Linked DNA regions of Homo sapiens: region 2 is linked to region 1. Evidence: chromatin contacts called from ENCODE Hi-C or POLR2A ChIA-PET data. All regions are on one chromosome and are shown on one strand. The core of a region is the stretch at or near the end of the contact, and the rest is flanking DNA. Distances in the headings are between cores, read along the strand shown.

Evidence for each region. A loop is a pair of places that touch in the nucleus more often than their neighbours do. ChIA-PET counts read pairs that join two places held with the same protein, here RNA polymerase II (POLR2A).
Region 2: a loop to region 1 is called in a map of heart right ventricle, with 9 times the contacts of the local background. The contact joins two enhancer-like sites. A Hi-C loop is called at or near these places in 1 of 168 maps with a recorded cell type or tissue (heart right ventricle). POLR2A ChIA-PET finds 5 or more read pairs at or near these places in 1 of 52 experiments (Caco-2).

What each region holds. Positions count from the first base shown.
Region 1 is chr2:226,474,998-226,481,495 of GRCh38, forward strand. No RefSeq gene overlaps it. Among named protein-coding and RNA genes, the nearest start is that of MIR5702, 180 kb to the right of the region's middle. RefSeq lists an enhancer at 2,928-3,478 and a silencer at 3,116-3,410. Within about 2 kb of position 3,479, at least 15 of the 41 ENCODE cell types and tissues checked have a DNase peak (open chromatin) inside an H3K27ac peak, as active enhancers do; they include heart right ventricle, where a contact is called at or near this core.
Region 2 is chr2:227,499,674-227,505,618 of GRCh38, forward strand. All of the region lies in intron 2 of AGFG1 (ArfGAP with FG repeats 1), which reads left to right. Among named protein-coding and RNA genes, the nearest start is that of AGFG1, 30 kb to the left of the region's middle. Within about 2 kb of position 3,943, at least 13 of the 41 ENCODE cell types and tissues checked have a DNase peak (open chromatin) inside an H3K27ac peak, as active enhancers do; they include heart right ventricle, where a contact is called at or near this core.

The DNA of each region.
Region 1 (6,498 bases), core at 2,229-4,728:
TCCAGTGATTGGTCAATGTGAAGGTATAAAAGCCCAATCATCTCAACCCAACTGGGGACCCCCCTGGAGAACCATTATAGTTCCACTGCTCCTCATGGGGTCAACCAAGGCTGTCACTGGGCCCAAACCCCAGTGCCCCTTATCTCTCTGCCCAATCCTTCTTCCTTCTCCTGCTTCCACATGTGTTAATCCAAGACTAGTCCTTCTAGTGAACATCCTTCTCACCAGACTCTGGCTCAAATTGCATCCTCGGGAACGCTATCTACAAGACTTTTGAAACCATGTGATGGGTTCATTTGGATCCTACTGATCCAGACACATTCCTCCCTTCCACTCTCTTGCCCTATTCTGCTGCATGTTTGTTTTCAAATATACCAAATTCCTGCAGTTCTCAGAATTATTGTGTTTGGTGGATCCAAAATAAGGTTTCAACCCTATGATGGCATCCAAACTTCTGTAGACTATGGTATAGAGACCACTCATAGATAACACATTTTTTCACTTTACATCCTTCTTAGAGGAATGGCTCTTAGGTGTACATTCTCTATAGCACCTGGCACAGAGCTTTGCTCACAAAAGATACTCAATAAATAAATAAAATGTGTGTGGATTAGGTTACTTGGCAGCAAATACTCTGTTGCAGGACCAAATCGCTGTCAACAAGGGCATGCTCAAAACAGCTCTTCTACTAGAACCAAAGCAAAACTCCAGAGACACGAGAGACAATTGACATATAAAATTTACAAATGTCTTCTATGGTTGAGATCAGAAATTCTTTCAAGGAAAACTAAAGCACAACCTCAGCAGTGACTCATACTCAAGGTATTTAAGGAAGTAGCAAGAAGTACATTGGGCTGTCTTTTCAACTCCAATTTATCACATCTCAGAATCTCCCCTTTACGAAAGATTTATTCTTGAACAATTCCATACTAAATCTTTCCTCTTCTCCTGTTGAATCTTTATGCAAGTAGAGTCAAAGACAAAGAATTCCTTTTTCCACCTATTCATAGAATATCCTTTCTAATCCCAAGGCCCCTTACTTAATGCCATTTTTCTATCCATTCAGGATCCCTATGAACAAACTCCTATGATTCCAGTTTGTGTGTAAGTACACATAGTTAATTATGATGGACTATACATTCCTGAAGCTAACTGTGGCCACTTTAAGAAGAACCTCCTTCCAAAAACAAACAAACAAACAAAAAAAACAAAAAAAAAAAAAAGAAGAAGAACCTCCTTCTTAAAAGGCCCTTGGAAAGTAAGTATAGTGATTTAAATAACTAGCTGGGTGTGGTGGTTCACACCTGTAATCCCAGCATTTTGGGAGGCTGAAGTGGGAGAATTGCTAGAGCCTAGGAGTTCAAGACCAGCCTGGGCAACATAGGGAGACCCCATCTCTACAATAAATGAAAAATTAGCCAGGTGCGGTGGCACGTGGCTGTGTTCCCCGCTACTCAGGCAGCTGAAGTGGAAGGATCACTAGAGCCCAGGAGTTTGAGACCAACCTGGGCAACATAGGGAGACACCATCTCTACGAAAAATAAATTAACCAGGTGTGGTGGCATGCACCTGTGCTCCCAGCTACTTGGAAGGCTAAGGTGGGAGGACGGCTTAAGCCTAGGAATTTGAGGCTGCAGTGAGCTGTGATTGCACCACTGCACTCCAGCCTGGGAAACAGAGCAAGACCCTGTCTCAATAAATAAATAAAATAATTAACTAAAAATTTCAGAAAAAATAAATAATCCATTTGCTCCCAAAAGATCTCCAAGAGAATACTACCATGACCATACAGGCAGGATAATTTATCCTTGATCATGAGTAATACATTTGTCTTTGCATTTTTGTATTGGTAGATAAACAGCTCATATTATGAAAAATCATTATGAAACAGCTCTTAAAGACATAAGGAAGAGGAACATGGATAAAAAAACAGGTAGTAGAAGTTGGTGGGAGAAAAGGGATAACAGATCACCCTTAAACAAGCCAGAAACTTAATTATCACCTTTAGTTAAATCCAAACACCCAGTCTCCTGTTTCAAGGAGACCAACTCACAGAATATTTTTCATGACTAACCTTATGTTTGCAACTGAAGATTAAAAACTAAATATTATTTGACAAGTTTTTATATGACGACATAAAGAGTGGCTAGTGCCCGCTGTTGACTCAGACATTTCTGCCAACCTCTTTTGCCTGCCAAAATATAGCTTCAATAAGCACACATAAATTTTATTTTTAATAAATAACCACAAAATAGTTTCATAAACATACTAAACTGTGGATAATTGTAGCTCACAATGAGTATGTGTTACAGTTTCGGTAAATAGAAGTTACACAGTCTGAAGCTGGCACACGCTAACCCCATCGTATGGATTGATGTCAAACCAGCTCACGCTGGAACACCCTGGTGATTTTCTTGGTAAGCGGCCTATGTGCTAACTACTTGGGCTCCTGCCTTCTTCCAGCAGTCCTCCTGTTAGTCTACGCAGACATTAGGTTTCAGAGTCCTGAGAATTTAAAAGGATAGCTGAGGTCTCTGCTTGGTGTCCCAAAGGGTCTTTGCGGTAAGAAAAGTTCCTTATGCCCTGACCAACATGTAGACACCTATAATACTTTAAAATGAATAAATAAAGGGCATTTGGGGAAATAAATACTGATGTGATGAGAAGGAACCAGTGAGAATAAACTGTTCTTTCTAACTAACTTTTCTTGGAATTTACATGTTCCTTTTACTCAAAAGATCCTTTTGGAAGAGTGTATTGCCTTTTCCTCTGTTGGCAGACATTTCTTTCTCTTTTTTTATTTTTTTATTCCTTGAAAAAAGCAGCTTATTGAAAGCTTAATGAGTTTTTCTTTTCTGTGTTAGAAATCAGGTTTATTTTTAAGCTTCTTTGACCACACATGTGCTTTGATGAACTTCCCTCCCATTCGTGGAAAAGAGCTCTAGGTTCCTAACACTTCCAGCTCCAATTCTCCACATTCTCCTTCACTTCACATCGACCCCTGGGAAACTTAGAGTGAGAAAAAGTCAAAGGGGGAATTTTTTTTTTTTTTTTGTAATGTACTGAGCTTCCTTTTGAAGACGAGGAAAGAGAGTTTTATCTTCAGTAAAAACAGGCCCTTTTGTGGAAAGGAGACGTGATGACTGATCAAACAGCATTCAGCATTCCAGGGATGCCAAGATATCGCTGGGTTAAATGGTGGAGATGACCCAAAGACCCTGCGCTGTTTGAAAATAAATAAAATTACTCCGGCAACATATTCCGCATTCCTGTTTGTACTCGGCAATCTACATGCTTTAGATTCTGCCTGTGGTTACCTTCACTCAGGTCTTAGCTCACAGTTGAATTTATTCAGTCAGAATTTACTGCAAACTTCCTTATGGGATGCATGAAACTGGGCCCTAGGATGGATGGGGCAGTGTGCATGGTAAGGAGGCAGGATAGAGCAAGAGGGTGGCCCTGACACCAGGAAGTGCTCAGCCTGAGGCCTTGGAATATTGCAGAGCCATGGATTAAGGGCCTCATGGGCACAGGGAGAGAGTGACTCACTCTGCTGGAGGTTGACCTCCATCAGGAGGAATGCCTCGTGGTGTTTTGTGACCTATGAAACATTGGCAGCCTGCAGTGCTGCCGCACAATTCTGTTATGTTTTTCAGCACTGCCAAGGGTAGATTTCTCATCTTAACCTCAGTCCTCCTCCAGTCTGCATCCTTTATAATCCTACACAACCCCCAGCAATGGTTCTCTAAGCACACCCTCCCTGACTCCAGTTAACCATTTTTTCTATCCTCACCCCAAATTAAATTCAACTCTCTTTGTGTATTTCTTGTTAAACAGCTATGTGTAGAAAGCTATGCAGGACACAGAGGTGCAAGATCTTGTGCATCAAAAAGCTTATCACCCAGTAGGAGAGTTAAACACGTAAAAATTTAAGTGGAAAAAAAATGTAATAGAACTGCAAGTGCTGTGAGCACTTAGACAAGGTAGTGACACACTTTGGTTCAGCGAGATTGTGAAGTTTTCACAAAGGTTCTGGCACATAAACTGAACCAAGATGCATGGACACGTTTCCTAGAGCTCCAAGGAACAGCATGAGCAAAAGACTAAAGTTATGTGGGTAGGCAGCCAAGGGTGTTTGAATTTGAGTGTGGCCAGGGCATAGGATAGTCAGAGAAACAGAAAAAGAGCTGAAAGGGTTGGTTCGGGCCAGATCAAATCCAAATCAAGGTAAGTAAAAGTTACTCTGTGAGTAATGGGGAAGAGTTGAAGTTTTCCTAGGAAAAAAATAACTTCCATTGCCCTGTGGTTAAGAATGCTAACCCTGGTCCTGGCTAACACGGTGAAACCCCGTCTCTACTAAAATTACAAAAAATTAGCCAGGCGTGGTGGCGGGTGCCTGTAGTCCCAGCTACCCGGGAGGCTGAGGCAGGAGGATGGCGTGAACCCGCGAGGCGGAGCTTGCAGTGAGCCGAGATCGTGCCTCTGCACTCCAGCCTGGGCAACAGAGCCAGACTCCGTCTCAAAAAAAAAAAAAAAAAAAAAAAAAAAAAAAAAAAAAAAAAAAAAAAAAGAATGCTAACGCTGGAAGCAGTGAGAAGGATTGATTAGACAGGATCAAGGCAGGAGCTGGAATGGACCCATGTAAAGGACCCAATAAGAGTGAGCATAGAAGACTTTTAGATAAGAAGCCCTGTAGAGGCTGAAATAAACGTTTTCCTAACATGGACAAGCAAGGCTCCACCGTCCTTCCACTTTTCCTTTTTTAGCAATCAAGCAAGCAACCAAAGACATCAGATGTTAATAAAATGAAATGGCTATAGACAGCACTGTACAGAACCAATAGAACCTTCCACAGTAATGGATACTAGGCACTTGATGTGGAATCACTCTGACTAAAGAACTGAATTTTTCATTTTGTTTAATTTTAATTACTTTTAGTTGGCATAGCCCTATGTGGCTAATCCTACTTTATGGGACCGTGTAGCTCTAAAGAATAAAATTATATTGACTGAACCAGAGATTCAAAGCATTTTGGAAAAATTTACATTATTCTTCTACCGGCCATCAGACTTCAGTGGTGTTGCTGGATTTAGAAGATGGTGTCTACCTATCAAAAGCCCCATGTTTACATATAAGAAGATGCAGTGCCTGTATTTAGCTCAGGCATGAAAAAACTTCAAAACATTTTCACTTTCAAAAGGGATCCCTTTGAGTTGTCCAGAAGGGCCATCTTATCTCCCTTCTACTCAGGATAGCCTATCAGTGGGCAGTAAGATCATGGAGGTCAGGAAGAGGGTGACTAGTTCTCTCTGACTTCAGAGAGGAGGACCTGTCCTCGACTATCTATTTTCCAATGAAAGTTTCCCAATAAGTCATTGCCCCATTATAACCTAAGCACAGCAGAATGGCCATGGTATGTCATTAAGTGTTTTTGTAAGTTGATTTGTGGTGTTAACTTTCTGGATCATAGAAATGGTTTTCCTCAGTATTTTTTCTTCTGTAGGTTTGGAGTCAAGAATTATAATCAGTTGCTAAGACTTTGAATTCTCCAGGTAGTTATTTCAAGAACATCCTTTTGCATGTTTCTTGGAAACTGATTCCTTGTTGTGTGAATTCAAATACATTATATGTGGTGGCTACTGGCCAGCTCTCAGGGCACCTGAACTTTTTGGCACTTCACTCCTTATATTCCATTATGGAATATGGTAAAATCTCTTATGCACTAAGTAAAACCAGGATTAGATAACTTTTTACTTGCTTATCTCTCCAACAAAATATATAAGAGGAGCACTGGAAGAAATTTAGCAATTAGAGACTATTAAAATAACATTTAATTTACACATTGATTATTTCTAGTAGAACAAGTGTTTTGAAGATGGCTACAATAATATGAATCTTTGATAACCTTTAAAACAGAACAGATTGCTCTGAAACCAGATGAAATAAATAGATCTTCCTAAAGCCAAAAGGAGAAATAATGCTTTTCAAACTGTGGGCCACAACCAGCTGGGTTATGAAATCAATTTGGTGGGTCAGACCAAATTTTAAAACTAGAACAGAATAGAAAATATCAGTGTACCTCACACATATTAAAGGTAGAAAATGCTGTATTATAAAACTATCAGTTGCGTTTGTGTCAGTGTGTTCTAAGTTGTGATGTAAAATAAGTATTTTTTACAGAGTGTTACTTTACCAAGAGCTTAAAAGTCACTGATTACCAAATGAGAGGACCTGAAGTTTCTTGCTGTTGTTCTAGGTAACAAATTGTTTGTTTTTTCATTGTTCTAGGTAACAAATACTTATCAAACATCTGTTCTATGCCTGATATTGAATTCAGTTATAAGGTGAATACATGGCTACTTCCTTCAAATAATGTATCATCTAACAACATATAGATACAAATAATTATAACACAATGAGCACTATAATAGACATGAAGAGGTAGATTAGAAACATGGCAGAGGGAGCCTCTACTTCTGCATGTGACAGAATGCAGAG
Region 2 (5,945 bases), core at 2,693-5,192, 1.0 Mb after region 1:
AGGCTAGATGGATCACAGTGACACCTACAAAGATTGGACTGGAATGGACCTGTATTAGTAGTATGTGGCATAGATTCAGGCAGAGGTTTGTGTTAGGGGCCTCAGGCCAGGTAGTTATTCTGGAGCTGGATAATCTATAACCTGGGGCCCCTGCCGGCTTAAAGTCCCTGGGAAACATAGCAGCTCAGGTGACTTCAGTGCCTTATGGGACACGGACGCAGCCCGAGTGCTACCTGGTACACATCTGAGTTGTAGTCCTTTTCCTGTGTCTTTTTCATTGCTCTGGCATCAGCTGCTACTCAGTCTCCTTAAAATTGATGTTGGGTTCTTACTGCAGGACAAGAAGCCTGTTTGTCTGTCAGGACGGCAGCTGACATTCATTTTGGCAACAGAGTATGCCATGTGGTTATGGGGTACGTTATGAGCTGGTAAGAAGAAAACAAACAGGCCCTCCAGCCTCATAGGTTTTTGAGGAATTGGTAATGATGTTTAAGGTTTGGGTAGTAGTAGCCAAAGGCCATGCCTGCAAGAACTTCTTGTTGATTTGGGTGATATTTTTTGGTCAGTCTCTTACTGGACCATGACTCCCACTACTTCCCCAAGGACAATCTCATACTGGCCTGTGATCCTAGGTTCTTTCCAAGGATGGAGTGTCTGTGAGCAGTTATCTTTTGATAGGAGAACTTGTCCTGCTTTGTGCCATCTAATGGCAGCATAGTGTCATAGGTCTTATGGCAGGTGAGCAGTGGTTCACCAGCTTGTCTGCCTGCAGGGAGCCTGGTTTGGCTATCTGCTACATTGTCTCTCAGAACCTGCTGTCCTAGGTAGCTACAGCAAGACTCTGGACTTGGGTAGAGAATGCTCAGAGCCATAGCACAATGGCCAGATCTGCCTGTTTTCGTCCCCTCCTCCAACATTATTATGGAAAATTCCAAATACATAAAAGTTGAAAAATTATACAGGTACAATAAACATTGTGCTATATTTGCCTCAGCAGATATCTGTATCCATTCATCAGTCCATCTGATATTTCAAAGTAAGCTCAAAACATTAGTTCACATTACTTGTATAAACTGCAATATATCTATCTTTTTTATTTTTAAATTAAATTAAATTAAAAAAAAAATTTTTTTTTTGAGACAGAGTTTCGCTCTTGTTGCCCAGGCTGGAGTGCAGTGGCATGATCTTGGCTCACTGCAACCACTGCCTCCCAGGTTCAAGTGATTCTCCTGCCTTAGCCTCCTGAGTAGCTGGGATTACAGGCGCTCGCCACCACGCCCAGCTAATTTTTTGTGTTTTTAGTAGAGACGAGGGTTCATCATATTGGCCAGGCTGGTCTTGAACTCCTGATCTCAGGTGATCCACCTACCTCAGCCTCTCAAAGTGCTGGGATTACAGGCGTGAGCCACCGTGCCCAGCCTAATTTTTTTTGACAGAGTCTTGGTCTTGTCGCTCAGGCTGGAGTAGTGTGATCTTGGCTAACTGCAACTTCCACCTCCTGGATTCAAGAGATTCTCCTGCTTCAGCCTCCAGAGTAGCTGGGGCTACAGGCACCCACCACCTTGCTGGGCTAGTTTTTGTATTTTTAGTAGAGATGGGGTTTTGCCATGTTGGCCAGGATGGTCTTGAACTCCTGACCTCAGGTGATCTGTCCACCTTGGCCTCCTAAAGTGTTGGGATTATAGGCATGAGCCATTGGGCCTAACCCAGTATATCTATCATTAATTAGAATTCAGTATTCGTTCAATTTTTTGAGGTATAATTTACATACAGTGAAACTTAAGAATCTTAAGTGTACTTTTGGATGAGTTTTGATCATTGCTTCCAATTTGGTAATCCAAAGCCCTATACAAATATACACATAAACATCATTACAGACAGTCACTGGACACTTCTTCCTATTCAGTCCTTCCCTGAATTTTTTGAGACAGGGTCTCAACTTCTGTCACTCCCAGGCTGGAGTGCAGTGGCTGGATCACGGCTTACTGCAGCCTTGACTTCCTGGGCTCAGGTGATTCTTCCACCTCAGCCTCCTGAGCAGCTGGGACCATAGGCATACACCACCACGCGTGGCCCATTTTTTTATTTTTAGTAGAGACGGAGTCTACTTCTGAGGCACTGTTTTGTTTTTTTATTCACATTCATATAAAGTAAGTTAAAATGTGATTTTTAAAATAACCCTCCTTCCTTTTTTATTTTTTTTGAGGTAGGTTCTTACTCTGTTGTCCAGGCTGGAGTGCAGTGGTGCGATTACAGCTCACTGCAGCCTTGACCACCTGTGCTTAAGCAGTTCTCCCACCTTAACCTCCCAAGTAGCTGGGACTACAGGTGCGTGCCACCATGCCTGGCTAATACTGTTTATTTTTGTAGAGACGAGATCTCACTGTGTTGCCCAAGTTGGTCTCAAACTCCTGACTAAAGCGATCCACCTGTCTTGGCCTCCCAAAGTGCGAGGATTACAGGCCTGAGCCACAGTGCCCAACCAAAGTAAACCTTCTTTTGAGAGTTATGCACGTGGATGCTTGTACTTTTTCCTGTTTATTACCAAGTATTGGCTTCTATTCTATGAATAAATTATAATTTGTTCATTCTTCTTTGTCAGATATATCCTTAGTAAATATTTTCTCCCAGTCTGTGGTTTTTTGTTTTTTGTTTTTAATTTTTTGAGACAGAGTCTCACTCTGTTGCCCAGACTGGAGTACAGTGACGCGATCTTGGCTCACTGCAACCTCCGCCTTCTGGGTTCAGTTGGTTCTTGTGCCCCAGCCTCCCGAGTAGCTAGGACCACAAGCGCACACCACCAGTCCCAGCTAATTTTTTGTAATTTAGTAGAGATGAGGATTTGCCATGTAGGCCAGGCAGATCTGGAACTCCTGACCTCAGGTGATCCACCTGCCTCGGCCTCCCAAAGTGCTGGGATTACAGGCATGAGCCACCATGCCTGGCCCTCATTTATTTTCTTTTTGATATCTTTTGGCAAGCGGAAGTTTTGTCATTTTGATGAAATACAATTTATTAGTTTTTTGTTTTATAGTGAATGGTTCCTCTTCTCTGTCTTAAAAAATCTGCTTCCTCTCAAATCATGAGGATAATCTTATTTATTTTAGAAGCTTTACATTTACATCTGTGATCCATCTCAAATTAATTTTAGTGTATGGTGTGATAGGGATTGAGTTTCATATTTTTACATGAATATATACACTTCTAGCTCTATTGTTGAAAACACTTTTCTTTCCTCGGTGTTGCTTTGGAGTCTTTGTCAAAAATGAAATGACCAGGCAGGGCATGGTGGTTCACGTCTGTAATCCTAGCACTTTGGGAGGCAGAGGTGGGCAGATGGCTTGAGCCCAGGAGTTCAAGACCAACCTGGGCAACATGGTGAGACCCTGTCTCTACAAAAAATACAAAAGTTAGCCAGGCATGGTGGTGTGCACCTGTATTCCCAGCTAGTTGGGAGGCTGAGGTGGGGGGATCACCTGAGCTTTGGGGAGGTTTTAGGCTGCAGTGAGCTGTGATTGCACCACTGCATTCTAGCCTGGGCAACAAAGTGAGAAGTTGTCTCAATTAAAAAAAAAAAAAAAAGAAATGACCGTATAATTACGGGTTATATGCTCTCTATTATATAGTGTCATTTGTGTATTTGTTAACCCTTATGCCATACAACACTGTCTTTTGGTTACTCTGCTTTCCTAGTAAATCTTGAAGTCAGGTAGTACAAATCCTTCAGTTTTCTGTTTTTAAAGATTGCGTTAGATATTCTGGGTCAGGGGTTGACCAACTAAAGCCTGTGGGCCAAATTTGGCCTGTTGCCTGTTTTTATATGGTCTACCTGATTGAGCTACCATTGTGAGACATGGAGACCAAGCTGGATTTTCTCTCCCTTCCTTCCTCATTTCTCCCTCCACTGTTGGCAGCTTTGGGCACCAAGTGGTGGAATCTGGGAGTTGATGACTCAGTCACCTTTGACCAGCTGCCCAAATTGAGATGACTGGGCTCTTTGGGAAGTTGGAAAGGCACACCAGGATCTGAGTGTCACTGTGGTGGAGAGTGAAAATGACCACAGTGCAGATTATCTGTTTGTCATATTGGTTTTGATAAATTGTACTTTTCAGGGAATTTGCTCATTTCATCTAAGTTGTCATATTTATTGACATAAAGTTATTCATAATAGTCTTGTTCTCTTAATGTGTATGGGATCTATAATTACTTTGCTCTTTTATTATTTCCTTCTGTTTACTCTGGGTTATTTCCTCATTTTTAGCTTACTAAAGGTGGGACCTGAGGTCATTGATTCTACAGCTTGCTCTTTGAATACAGAGTTAGAGGAAAGATAATGTTATTAAGACATTAATAAAGAAGGGAAAATGTATTTACTGTTTATTAAGTGGAAGTAGATTGTGTTCAGTAGGCTGAGGAGGAGGAAGAGGAGGAGGGAGGGACTGGTCTTGCTGTCTTGGAGATAACAGACTGGAGAGGTGGAGGGGAGGCGGAAGAGGCAGGGACACTTGGTGTAAATTTTTTTTTTTTTTTTTTGAGATAGGGTCTCAACTTCCGTCACTCCCGGGCTGGAGTGCGGTGGCTGGATCATGGCTTACTGCAGCCTTGACTTCCTGGGCTCAGGTGACTCTCCCACCTCAGCCTCCCAAGCACCTGGGACCACAGGCATACACCACCACGCCTGGCTCATTTTTGTATTTTGAGTAGAGATAGAGCTTCACTATGTTGCCCAGGCTGGTCTCTAACTTTTGGGCCCAAATGATCCGCCTGCCTTGGCCTCCCAGAGTGCTGGGGTTATGGGCTTGAGCCACTGTGCCCAGCCAACTTGGTGTAACTTTTATTGAAAAAATTTGTGTTTAAGCGGACATGCACAGTTCAAACTCATATTGTCAACTATTAACATTTTAAAGTGATCATTTTCCCTCTAAGCTCTACTTAACTGTGCTATACAAATGTTGATGTATTTTATCATTTGGTTCAAAATGTTTTCTAATTGCCCTTGTGGGCCTTCTTTGACCCATTGATTTATTTAGAAGTAGTGGTTTAATTTTTACATATTTGAGGTTTTCCTAGGTCCTTTTCTGTAATTGATTGCTGAGTTAATTCTGTATCATCAGTGAACATTTTTGATATATTTTCACTGCTTTCCTTTTTATTGAGATCTCTTTATGGTCCAGCACGTGTTCTGTCTTGGTGAGTGTACAGTGTGTACTTGAAAGGAGTGTGTTTTCTGAAGTTGTTGGGTGTAGTGTTCTATAAATGACAATTATAGCTCTGTGATTGATGGTGTTTAGATGTTGTGGATCCACGTTACTGATTTCGTCTAGTTAAGCAACTGCAGATAGAATTGGACAGCTGGTGTGGATTTACATATTTTTTTCTGTAATAAATACATCATTTTTTGCTGCATGTATTTTGAAACTTTATTATTGGTGCTGTTATATAATTATTATGTCTTCTTGATTATGCCACCATTATGTAATATCTTTTTTATGTTTGATAATACTCTTTTTTGAAATTTACTTTATCTCATACTTATATTGTTTTTTCTTTGTAGTGATGGGTAGTTGTGAAACACTTTATTTTTGTTTTCAGAATGTGACTGTGATGCACCTGGATATGCTTTGTGTATGTGTATGTATTTATCCTACTTGTGGTTGATGATGATCTTGAATCTGTACATTTTTCATTTACCAAATTGGGAAAATTTTATCATTTTCCTTCCAAATATTTTTTCTGCCTCATTCTCTCTCAGCTCTCCTTCTGAGATTCCAATTGCATGGATGTTAGGCATTTTGATACTGTTCTGCAGTTTCCAGAGGCTCTTAATTTTTTTCCCTCCATCTTTTTACTTTCCAGATTGGACAATTTCTCTCTTATCCTAAGCTCACTCTTCTGTTATCTCTAAGCTCTAATTTTTAACTTTAGATATTGTCTTTTCCATCTCT